Regions from separate parts of the Homo sapiens genome. Here region 2 is linked to region 1. A link is a contact called in ENCODE Hi-C or POLR2A ChIA-PET data. All regions are on one chromosome and are shown on one strand. The core of a region is the stretch at or near the end of the contact, and the rest is flanking DNA. Distances in the headings are between cores, read along the strand shown. Region 1 overlaps HMGA2 (high mobility group AT-hook 2). Region 2 overlaps HMGA2 (high mobility group AT-hook 2).

What was found. A loop is a pair of places that touch in the nucleus more often than their neighbours do. ChIA-PET counts read pairs that join two places held with the same protein, here RNA polymerase II (POLR2A). Pooled maps may share reads with other maps.
Region 2: a loop to region 1 is called in a map of endothelial cell of hepatic sinusoid, with 5 times the contacts of the local background. The contact joins two enhancer-like sites. A Hi-C loop is called at or near these places in 3 of 168 maps with a recorded cell type or tissue (HepG2, endothelial cell of hepatic sinusoid and endothelial cell of umbilical vein) and 3 of 50 pooled maps. POLR2A ChIA-PET finds 5 or more read pairs at or near these places in 3 of 52 experiments (A673, BJ and MCF 10A).

What each region holds. Positions count from the first base shown.
Region 1 is chr12:65,873,509-65,879,783 of GRCh38, forward strand. The region is part of intron 3 of HMGA2 (high mobility group AT-hook 2); the gene reads left to right. All of the region lies in intron 1 of HMGA2-AS1 (HMGA2 antisense RNA 1), which reads right to left. Among named protein-coding and RNA genes, the nearest start is that of HMGA2-AS1, 5.7 kb to the right of the region's middle. Within about 2 kb of position 3,748, at least 5 of the 41 ENCODE cell types and tissues checked have a DNase peak (open chromatin) inside an H3K27ac peak, as active enhancers do.
Region 2 is chr12:65,922,775-65,929,049 of GRCh38, forward strand. The region is part of intron 3 of HMGA2 (high mobility group AT-hook 2); the gene reads left to right. Among named protein-coding and RNA genes, the nearest start is that of HMGA2-AS2, 23 kb to the right of the region's middle. RefSeq lists an enhancer at 3,652-4,162. Within about 2 kb of position 3,022, at least 4 of the 41 ENCODE cell types and tissues checked have a DNase peak (open chromatin) inside an H3K27ac peak, as active enhancers do.

The sequences.
Region 1 (6,275 bases), core at 2,498-4,997:
AGGAAAAGAGGAGAGATGTCCAGTGTCACTATTAGTGAACCACATATATTATACTTTAATTTCCCTTATAAATATGAAAAGAGCTTGGTAGAAAGTAAGATATATAAAGCATGTCTACATGTGTTTTATGATGTGTATACATATATGTATGTAGATACATACATATATTTAAATGTGACCATTATCACATTACTCTGTTATATTTTATTATATTCATCCTCACAAAATTCATTGTTAAAGACAGGGAACTGAGGATTTGTTTTCAAGTCTTGCTTGTGGTATTTGCCCGTGCTTGCACAAGAGTAACAATAATGGCAGAATCATTTATTAGATGACTGAAAAGAGCAGGCACACATGGAGGTTTAACATATGGTCGCTGTCCTTATGGAATTCAAAAATCAGACACCAAAAAAGGTAGGTAACAATATAGGGCAGTTTGAGGTATGCCAATTAATGGCCCACAGTTAGTGAGATTTTGTTTTTTATCTCTCTATAGCCTACTATTGCACTTTGCACACACTGGATAAACATCTGCTGAATGAGTGGACAATAAAACAGAAGCAAATTTGTACTAATTTTTCAATTATGTTTTCTTCCTTGTATGCATTATTGTTGACACCAGCTTGTTGGGAATAAGAGTAAGAATTTATCCTTTACAGTTTCATAGATCTCATTTATCACCTACAAGAAAAGAAAACTTATTTTTGTTTTATAAACTTAAAATGTAAATTAATAAATATATAATATAAATAATAAAGCTATATAAATAATAGATATATGTAATACACAGAATTTAAAGCTATATAAAGTCTACTACTTAGTTGAAGACTTTGTCAGTCTTGCTGAGACACATTGAGTGAAAATATATATAAAAACCTTTAATGATGTGAGGTGAATACTCAAGAAATTTTAATCATCTTCTTTTCAGTGGTAACGAATTACGCTCATACAACAAAGCCTAGGTTTCCAGCAGGAGGGAAACCATTTGAAGATGTGGTGCCCTTTAGAAATTGTTTAGAATCTTTTCAGAAGGAGGTGTAGTGTGACTCCAGGTGCCTCTCTAGGGTTGTTGAAGTGAGTGCAGGTGACCTCTATGTACTTGTTCTTCAAGCTGCTTTATAATAAGCAGCTTGCTACCCTGATTTACCCGCAGAACCACCTTAAGACTTGGCAAGATATCTTTTTTAAAAAAATAAAGTAATGGATAATCATAGTTCAAACTCATTTGTTTTTCTGTATGTATACATACAGGTAAACATTTTCACAAGTACGCTTAAAAATAGTAGAAGAGTTTAAAGATTTGCCCCAATGGGCTCATCTCTCCCTTTTCCAGTTTGGTGCTCCATCTCAGAAAAAGAGAGTCACATTTTGAGACAGATGTAGCTCTTTCTACAGATTTTTCCAGAGCAAGAAAATTGGGATCTCACACATCTGCAGTACTTATTTTATCTTCTCATCTCCCTTTATTCAACCAGAAAGGTTCCCCGCCCCCCCAGTAATACCCTTTTAGAATTATCATGTAGCTTGATGCTATGGCCATAATGGGTTTTGTCTTGTTTTGTTTAATCACAGATGTAAAAATAAAAAGAAATGCTTATATTTATTAGAGTTAATACAAGTAATTGTCCCAAAGTAGTCCCAAATTAATTTTTACTCCCCTATTCTCATATGAGAAAATATACTGACAGTGGCTCAGTACCTGCTTGCTTTGCTTGTCTTACTGGCAATAATACCAGATGTATTTTATTTAATTGAATAGCTGTGTTCCTGAGTGAGTAAATGATACTATTCTAAGGTGATCTATTTACATACACTAGAGCTTGCAGTTTATGACAACTGTTAGTTTATTATTTCAAAGACTATACTGTGTTGCAAAGAAATATTTTATTCAGATTTTCATATATTCAGTTTTGTCTGTTTGTTTGTTTGTTTTGAGACAAAGTCTTTCTCTGTTGCCCAGGCTGGAGTGCAGTGGTGTGATCTCAGCTCACTGCAACCTCCACCTCACGGGTTCAAGCCATTCTCCTGCCTCAGCCTCCCAAGTAGTTGGGATTGCGGGCATATGCCACCGTGCCCGGCTATTTTTTTTTTTTTTTTTTTTTTTTTTTTTTTTTTTTTTTTTAGTAAAGACAAGGTTTCACCAAGTTGGCCAGGCTGGCCTTGAACTCCTTACTTCAGGTGATCCGCCTGACTCGGCCTTCCAAGGGGCTGGGATTATAGGCGTAAGCCACTGTGCCCGGCCTTGTCTGGTTTTTTAATAGTAGGCCTACGTATGCCATTAGTCAACTTTCTGTGAGTTTGAACTACCAACTTGGTGGATGTTTTTCTTTTTTTATTTGCTTTTTTTCTTTGAATTATTTTTACTATCATTAGAGAATGTGCAAGGTTACTTAGTAGAGAATGAGCTCATCTCTGCTTCTTCAGCTATTTTTAGAATCTGATTTTTTTTAAAAGTGGTTGGAGGAAAGAAATGAAACTGCATTCAACTAGACTGAACTTGGTCACCATTATCATGGGGATTGGTGAGGTTTTCTCTTTGTTGATGTCTTCAGTTTTCAACAAAATTGCTTCTTTGGAAGTTTTTGCTTTTTCTCCTAAACTGGTTATATAGGAATGTAGTAGGTACAGGTCATTCCATTATATAAATCTGTGTTTATAAATGATTTACTTAGCTGTTCCAGCCTGTTAGTTAAATATGTATTTAAGGCCTGTTTTTTCAAAAAAAAAATGTATATATAGAAAAAAAAATAGAAGCTCACAGAATGGATACTGAGTTGCTGAAAATTAGTCATTTGAATTTAAATCTTTTCAGGAGTTTTTGCATTAGGAATTTACACCATATACTCACTCTGAAACCATGGCATAAAAAGTATAATTAGTCACATCTATTAAAACAGTGAAAGAAAATATTTGGTAATTTTCTATTAGCCAATAAGTTACTTTGCATAAGGCAATTGTGAATACTCTTTCTCTTCCTAATCTTAATATGTACACAACTATACATTCAATATTTCTTTCAAGAAAACCAAATCCTACAACCCCAGAAAGAGATTCTAATTTGGTTGTTCTCCATTTCTCTTTATATCATTTATAAAGCACGCAAAACAATTTCTGGCCTCTGATTTTTGAAAACCATAAAATCATTTCACCACTTAAGCCCAAACTTTCTAAATCAAATTTTTACTCTAAGAACAAATACTTTCACCATTTATAAACCTTTCAAATTAAGGTTTTGAGTAGAGCTTTCCAGACAGCCTCCGGAAACCATACCCCATAGCAACACATGTCCCTAAAGCACATTATATTATGTGGTGCTCTACCATAGATGCCCAGTATTTGCCACAGAAGGAACAGAACTTGTCTTACCCCATGAGTAGGCCAATTGGTCAGTGGAGGAGTGACAGGTGAGCAGTCAGTGAGGTGCTGGAGGAGGGTGGATGTGGGGGGTGTGAAGGTTTAGGAGTAGAAAAAACTCACACTCGGGGCTCTGGGTTGCTGGGTGCTTTCTTTGCAGCCCTGGTTTGTGAAGTGATTTATGGGCCATACATCACCTTCCTGGTTGGCTTTGTTGACACCTTGTCACATTCTTGCTTGGGCTTGAGGAATTCATTGTTCTTGTTTGAACTGATAAGAACAAAAACAAAAATGAAGAAAGAAAAAAGAAAGGTTTTCTCACTGAGACCTTGGGAAAAGCTAAGGGGGTGGAATGTTGACGTGGAGCGGCAGGCTGCACTTTCCCAAGCAATGCAGCCCTGCGTCTGCTGGCTGCTGCAGCAGCAGGGAAGCTTTGCCTTTAGGAGTTCTGGCAGAAGCTTTATTTGCCCTGTGGAAGTAGTTTCCTGGCTTGGAGCTGTTCCTTTTTGCTAGAATGGTACTGTGCAGAGAGGCCTTAGGAGGGGTCAAGGAGAGAGGTTTTCCTTTGAGAACTGGGAGACATAATGGCTGAGAGGAGATTCCAATGGGAGGTAAAATGACCCCGGTCACTGGGAGAATGTAAAACACACGGTGACTTGATGTGAGCTGGTCTCTCCAAAGTTCATCCCGCTGTACAGCATGCATTTTGGGCATGGTGCCATGCTGACCTTTCCCCTTTAATGTGTAGTGCCCCATGCTTCACTTAGTATTTTGGCAGCCTGCACACAGAGGCTAGCATTTGAGCCCAGTGCTTTGAAGAGAGCAAAAAAGTTTCAGAATGAGAACTCTTCAAGTCACTGGTTATACATAGGGTATTATCTCCCACGTCAATGGAGCAATGGATGACCTGCCTGGTTTTTTTTTTAGGCCTCTTCCCTTTTGTCTTTGCTTCAAAAAAAAAATTAATAGATTAAATTATTTGTCATCCAAGAGAAGTAAACAGGTCAGATCCTATGTTCCATATCATGGGATTGTAAACGCTCATATTTCCTTTTGTGAAAATTTTTTCTTTAAGAGCAGCCAAGCATGAACATACTGCATTCACTAATATTCTCTGTCATCATGCTACTGTTGATTGAAAGGAGAAGAACCTACTTGCACCCCAGCCAAGGGTGAGGTGTCCTGGGGAGTGTTCACACTTTTGTGTTATACTGTTAACAAGTTCATGTGTAATGTAATAATAAATCATTTTACCTGGAAGCGCCATTCACACATCCCCACTATGAACCCCATTTTGAACTGGAGCCATAGAAAACTGTTTTTAAGCTTCTTAAAATGGTTCTCTGCAACAACGTTTCTTGTAGAATGAGGATGCATAAACTTGTTATAACATACTTGACTTTCCAAGTGGTCCCTGTAAACAAGGGATGCTTGAAGAACTGCCAAGCTAGGTAGCCAGAGATTGGGATTGAAGAGCTGACATTGTTCTAACACTGAATGCAAATGGAAATGACCTAATACATGTGTAATAGTAAAGCTAATAAACGTGTAACTGTATAGCAATTGCAGGATTAAAATAAGAAGCAAATTTTGGAAAGCGCACACTTTTTCTTTTGGGTCATCTACCTTGCTATGAAGTGATATTTTGAATAACATTTAAATATCTAAATATGTGTATTGCCATTAATATTGACATCAAAGTTTCAACACATATCTGTTTTAAAAAATCTACAAGCCCAGTTTCCCCAGTTTCTTTATAACTCTGATGAGCCTGCTAGTTCTGCCTTTGCTTTTTTCCCAACTTGGAATCTACTCTGGTTTCCAGAATTAGGTTTATTGACAGTGTTTCACTGCTCTCTGCTGGAGAAGCCCAAAGCCAAGCCAGGCATCTAAGGCTCTAATGACTTGCAAGGAATGCAGGTGAGATGGCTCAGCTGATAAACTCCCGGCCTCTGAAATTAAACTCAACACAAGACTTATTCATACTAGTCGAAGATCACAGTTTACAAGCTATGCTGTACAGGCTAGAAATGGGTTTCTCAGAGAGTAGTATAGGTAAGATAGAAAGTGTAATACTGCCTAAGCTCCAATTTCTTGCTTCGAATGTTGTCCTTTGTAAAGATATCCTATATAATGTTGCACAGAAACTGTGCAGTTTCTCAAGTCAATTTTCATCCTTCCATTTTTGACACATAGGTATAAACTTAATTCTGGTATGTACATCTGAGACAGTAATCAACCATTCCCCTGAAAGAAAAAAAATAAAGACTTTTTTTTATTTTTGAGACAGTGTCTAGCTCTGTCGCCCAGGCGGGAGTGCAGTGGCATGATCACGGCTCACTGCTGCCTTGATTTCCCAGGCTCTGGTGGTCCTCCCTTCTCAGCCTCCCAAGTAGCTGGGACTACAGGCATGTGCCACCATACCAGCTATTTTTTTTTTTTTTTTGGTAGTGATGGGGCTTCGCCATGTTGCCCAGGCTGGTCTCGAATTCCTGGGCTCAAGCAATCCACCCACCTTGGCCCCCGCAAAGTGCTGGGATTACAGGTGTGAGCCACCATGCCTGGCAATAAAGCACTTTTAACTAAAATATATCAAATTTGAAACAAACTATATATAAAGTTTTTTTCTTCTAAACTTCATATTTAGTAAGTGCATGGCCAGAAAAAAGAGAACAAGAGTATGTACCAAGTAAGCAAAAGTGTGTTATGACATTTTTTTCCTGAAACTTTTCTAGGTAGGAATAAACATTAATTTACATCTTCATTTGCATGAACACAAAACTCTACTATAATCTAGATGCTATACTTCTCAAATTTAAAACAAAAGTACAAAAACAAAAACAGTAAACACTTTAGGTGAATGTTGTGTTAAATGTCTATATTGAGCGTATATGTACACATATATTTATGCATATGTGGAT
Region 2 (6,275 bases), core at 1,772-4,271, 49 kb after region 1:
GTGTTGTGAGAAGGACCCAGGGGAGATAATTGAATCATGGGGGCCGGTCTTTCCTGTGCTATTCTCATGATAGTGAATAAGTCTTATGAGATCTGATAGGTTTTTCAGGAGTTTCCGCTTTTGCCTCTTCCTCATTTTCTCTTGCCACCACCATGTAAGAAGTGTCTTTCGCCTACCACCATGATTCTGAGGCCTCCCCAGCCATGTGGAACTGTAAGTCCAACTAAACATTTTTCTTCCCAGTCTTGGGTATGTCTTTATCAGCAGCATGAAAATGGACTAATACACCAACCTTGGGAAACTTCATTGCCTGACCATTTCCCTAGTTTCTTCAATTGGAAACGAGGGGAAGCTGCTCATCCCCACCAATTGTTGTGCCCCAAAGAAGGGCAGCGTGGTCCTCCTGCTAATTTAGTTGGTAAACTTGGGCCCAATCAAGTAAAAAAAAGAAGAAAAAAAAATCCCTATGGCTATTCTTAAAGAAGACCCCTCAAGAAATAAAAGAACATGGTTCTGGGTCCTTTCCCACTCCCAAAGGAGAGCAGCTCCATTTTTATGATTTATATAAAATGATGTTCTGAAGACTGGGGGTTAGGGGAGAGAATGAGGAAGTGGAATGTTTCTTTGATGAAGGAACACTCACCACCCACTAGGGGCTTCCCTGTGTTACATTCAGACTATTGTCAGTTCCTGGGCTTTCAGGGACTAAGCTGGTACAGTAGTGAGCTCCCCTTGCCAGCTACAGCACTGGACCAGTCCAACAAAATATATTTTGAGGCTGAAGATCAAACAACTTAGTGAATAATGGAAGCTCCTGTAGGCTCCTGTACCCTGTGGGAACCTAGAAGAGTATGGTAGGACAGCAACATAAGAGCCATTTTCTGGCTTCAAATGGGAGCTCTAGGGCTCTGATTGGAGATGCCAGACTTTATCACCCGTAAGAAAGTCATTCTCGCCGGGTGCGGCAGCTCATGCCTGTAATCCCAGCACTTTGGGAGGCAGAGGCGAGTGGATCACCTGGGGTCGGGAGCTCGAGACCAGCCTGACCGACATGGAGAAACCCCGTCTCTACTAAAAAATACAAAATTAGCTGGGTGTGGTGGCACATGCCTGTAATCCCAGCTACTCGGGGGCTGAGGTAAGAGAATCGCTTGCACCTGGCGGGGCGGAGGTTGCAGTGAGCCAAGAGCACGCCATTGCACTCCAGCCTGGGCAACAAGAGCAAAACCCCATCTCAAAAAAACAAAACAAAACAAAAGAACAAACAAAAAAACCAGGAAAGTCATTCTCTGACCCACCCCCAGCCCACCTTGGGAAGGATACTATTTAATAGTGACTTAAATTCCTCTTAGGGTAGGGAAGGTCCATCTTGTCTTGGCTTATTCAGGGCAGTGGAAGCTTTACCCACTTCCTACTCTTCTTCATGTTATTGAAGCCCAGTTAAAATGAACCAACTTAGAATATAAAATTATTTTAATATTTCTTCATCTGACTTCTAATCCCATTGTTCTTTTTGCTGTATCTGAAGATAGTCCCAACTTCTCAAATATGTTATTAATTTCTGGGCTGTAAAATGAATATGGAAGAGGGACTCAAATTTTGTAAATGCTGTGGGGTTACAAATCACCAATTGTCCTCTGCCTCTGTGTTGCCTCAGCCTACCGCAAGACCTCCCTACACACACACACACACAGACACACACATCCCTGAAGTCACTCTAAATATCAGTAATTATGAAGTTGGCCAGGCACAGTGGCTCACGCCTGTAATCCCAGCACTTTGGGAGACTGAGGCAGGTGGATGGCTTGAGGTCAAGAGATCGAGACCATCCTGGCCAACATGGTGAAAACCCATCTCTACTAAAAACGCAAAAATTAGCTGGGCGTTGTGGGGCGTGCCTGTAGTCCCACCTACTCAGGAGGCTGAGACAGGAGAATCACTTGAACCCAGGAGGCACCGGTTGCAGTGAGCCGAGATCCTGCCACTGCACTCCAGCCTGGCAGTAGAGCAAGACTCCGTCTCCAAAAAAACAAAAAAAGTAATTGTGAAGTCTTTGGCAACTTCCTGAGGCCTTCCAACTCTCTCCCAGCCTTTCAGAACAGGTCTTCCTATTTTCTTCCATCCCTCTTCTGCCGTTCTGTCATATTTCTAGAGTGGGGCTGGCAATAAAACTATCAGAGAAGAGAGAAACCATATGTTCTGAGGTAAAATTTAACAGAATAAAGAAATTTCCAGCCCTTGAAAATGCCCAGAAGCTTCCAAGCAGACCCTCCTTAAAAGTTTCCATCTACTGTCTTTTATTAAACCCTGGTATTCCTCAAATGTGAAATTCCTTTCTGAATTGTTAAAATATTTTTATAAATAAAAAAACTCAATTAATTTTGAGTAGCTCAAAAGTATCTTTTCTACAATTTCTAAAGTAAAGATGCTACATTTTAGGTTATAAGTTTTTGCCACCAGGTGTGACTCTAACTATTCTTCATATCTTTTGTTCGCTCAAACGTGTCCCAAATTTGAAAAAAATTGACTTTTGGACAATTTCTAATAAGCATTTGGGTGGTCCTGAGCAGGAGGAACTTCTAGTTTGTGAAGTAGCTAAGGAAAACATCTTAGGCAATTTTTAGTTCCAAGAACTTAGCCTGACCAAGTAACCTGACTTGCAGCTTAGGCGTTTAATTAGGAGCAATTTGGACACCAGAGTTCCGATTCTGCTCTTGGTGCCATCTTTTTCTTTGGGGAAGTGTTCTGCTTACAGCCTATATTTTGTGAACATCGTTTCCTGTATATCTTTGTGTCTAATACGGCACTTCAAACATAGTAGGCATTTGGAAATTGCTCCCTGAACTGAATTAAATGCAAGGTTAATTCATGGTTGTACATGATCAGAGTTGGAGTAAAAAATGAAATAAAATGAAAAGCACTATCAATTAATCAGGTTAAGTCATGTCAAGCGATCATTAAGTTTTCGATGATCTTGCAGATCTTTGAGAGAATGCGGATCTCGGGCATTTTCAGTTGTGTGCACTGACACGTGAATGTGTGTGTGCCCTCACATAAGTTCTTACATAGCAGAAGGAAGGAAGTTGTGAAAGGGGAGAAAATAGAGCTATTGACTGCAGAGCCATAAAGCTGTTTTTAGAATGACTGCTTCTGTTGTATTGGGGAACGCTTCCTTTGAGAGGGGGTATATTATGCATCCTCTTTCCATTAAGTCTATTTTTGGAAGAAATTACAGAAGATAATATATTACCAGCTCCCAGGGATCTCTTATCAACATAGCCTCTGTTCTCATAACACACCTGCTTAGAGCAAAATAAATTATTCTGTCCTCAGGAATGCCAACCCCAGACAATCAAAATCTTCACTAAATCCCTGTATTTATTAGGGAAGCTCGGATTTTTGAAAAGTGTTAACTCCGCCCCTAAAAGCAGTAAGCGAGAGATAACAACAGTGGAGTCTTGTGGTTGAGCATTCAATCAGCTTCAACAGGGGCAAAGTCTAGGAATTGTTTTCAAAACAGTGTGGGGCTTCCTACTCAGGGGGAGGATTTATCTGCATTTGGCAATTACTCCAGTTACCTTGGAACAAGAAATTTACTTCTCAGTAGTTTTGCAAATTAAGTGTTTAACTTCGTCTCTATAGAATTAATGCCTCGGAGGTGGGGAGAGGGAGGCAGAGGAGAGGCTTTCAAGGCCAGTTCACAAGTTTGACACTTAAAGTGATAGTAGCAAGTTTTTCTCTAACTGCAAGAGTGTGAAGTTCTGTTTCCACCTAATTGCAGTTTGCATCCTGCAAGTGTATTGATTTAGACATTAAAACAACTTAAATGTTTAGCAGTAAAAAGTTGTTTAATCATTAAACCACTACCATTTTCTTTCGCCCTTTAAACCTGCTTTCAATCAGCAAATGCTGATTTGGATGCTGGTTTACAGTCTCATTAACCATGAAGATCACAAAGGAAAGGTTGTGGCAGCAGTGGGAAGCTCTGAAGCACCCTCATTGTCACAGGAAACATTCAGTGAGACATTCAGCTGTCTCACAACACACACAGCTCTGAGAGAGGTTTGGGTGACAGAAATGCAGCCTCCAGTTCCAGAAGCAGCACGCTGTTCATTCCAGGAAAGGAAAAAAAAAGTGCTTTTCTGCGTGACCATGTTGATCACTGTTACCATGCAGTAATCAGGGGTCTTTTTGCCACTTAAGTGTAATGGGAGGAGGGTATATCATTGGAGACTCCTAGGTGAATGGCGTGGATGTTACTCTTTTGCAAAGCAAGGAGGAGTTGCAGTGTTTCATGGCCTTCTTTCAACACACGGGAGTTTTATCACTCATTTTAAACGCACAACTTAACACCATTTTCAAACTGAGTTCCAGCCCTGGATTGTTTTTTTACAAAATGGCCCCTTTCCCCTCATAGTGGGATGGCCATGGGTGCCCATTAATTGCTACACTTATAGGAACTGAATTTATTCCCTTCATGGTAGAAAAACCAAGCCTATTTTCTGAAACTTAATCCTGTGAGCTACCATCCACGGCCATACCAGGCTCCAGGAAGGGATCACAACTTTCTGAAGAGATGAATTGCTGCTTTAACAAAGGCTACGTGTGCCTTTTGATTCCATATTCTGCCTCCACTAGATGTTTGGTTTTGCTGCCAAATATAAAAACCACACTGGAAAAGACAGTTCTTCACTTTTAAGTGGCTGTGTGATAGAAAATTGGTAATTAGTTCAGTTTTGAGGAAGACAGGGACAAACTCTTCTTTACGTTTTATAAAATCACAAATTATCACAGTGATCTCCATTTGAGATGGAGAAATGGAAACCTAGCAAGTTCCAGAGACTTGCCCAAGATCTTGTAGCTAATTATTAGAAGCAGGAAATGGGTTAGAAACCAGAACCCTGATTTACAGCTAATTGTATTTTCGGCTATCCAAATATCTTTACTGGATTAATACAAACTTCTCTTGTCCTCAGGTAATACAAATACCTGTCCTCATAGAAAATAAAGGCTTATTGGTCTGTCTCTTTCTCTCTGTCTCTCTCTCTCTTTGTATCTGTGTGTGTGTGTGTGTGTGTATATATATTTTTTATATATGTATGTATATATAAAATATGTATGTATATATGTATGTATATACATACATATTTCTGTCACCCAAAATATGTATGTGAGTATATATATATATATATGTATGTATGTATATATGTGTATATATTATATATTTTATAAAGATATATATTCAATCATACATTGCTTAACAATAGGGGTACATTCTGAGAAATGCATCTTTAGGCAATTTCATTGTTGTGTTAGCATCAAAGAGTGTATTTACACAAACCTAGATAGTACAGCCTACTGCACATCTAGGCTAAATGGTGCATCCCATTGCTCCTAAGCTACAAACCTGTACAGCATGTTACTGTACTGAAACTGTAGGCAATTGTAACACAATAGTAAGTATTTGTGTATCAAAACATATCTAAACATAGAAAAGGTACAGTAAAAATACAGCATAAAAGATTTTAAAATGGTACACCTGTATAGGGCACTTACCATGGATGGAAATTGCCAGACTGGAAGTTGTGGTTGCTCTGGGTGAGTCAGTGAGTGAGTGGTGAGTGAATGTGACAGCCTAGAACATTACTGTACACTATGCAGACTTTGTAAACACAGTACACTTGGGCTACACTAAATTTATAAAAAATATTTTTCTTTCTTCAATAATAAATTAACCTTAGCTTACTGTAACTTTTTTACTTTATAACCTTTAAATTTTTTTAACTTTTTTACTCTTTGTAATAAAACTTCACTTAAAACACAAACACATTATGTAGCTGTACAGAAATATTTTTCTTTATATCTTTATAAGCTTTTCTCTATTTTGAAAATTTTAATTTTTTTTAATTTTCAAACTTTTTGGCTAACAACTAAGACATAGCACACACATTTGCCTAGGCACACATAGGGTGTGGATGATCAAAATGTCAGTAGGCAATAGGAATTTTTCAACTCCATTATAATCTTCTGGGACCACCACCATATATGCAGTTCATTGTTGAGTGAAACGTCATTATGTGGTGCATGGCTGTATTTATATCCGTATAAAGATTACACATATATAAAGGATGCAAAGACAAAGAGTACATATATATTTATATATGTAGTGTACTGTATATATGCATGTATGTATGTATGTATGTATGTATCTTACTTTGGGATTTCCTTTTTTCTAACCTTCTTACCATTTTAAGAATTGGTCTATGCACAGCAAA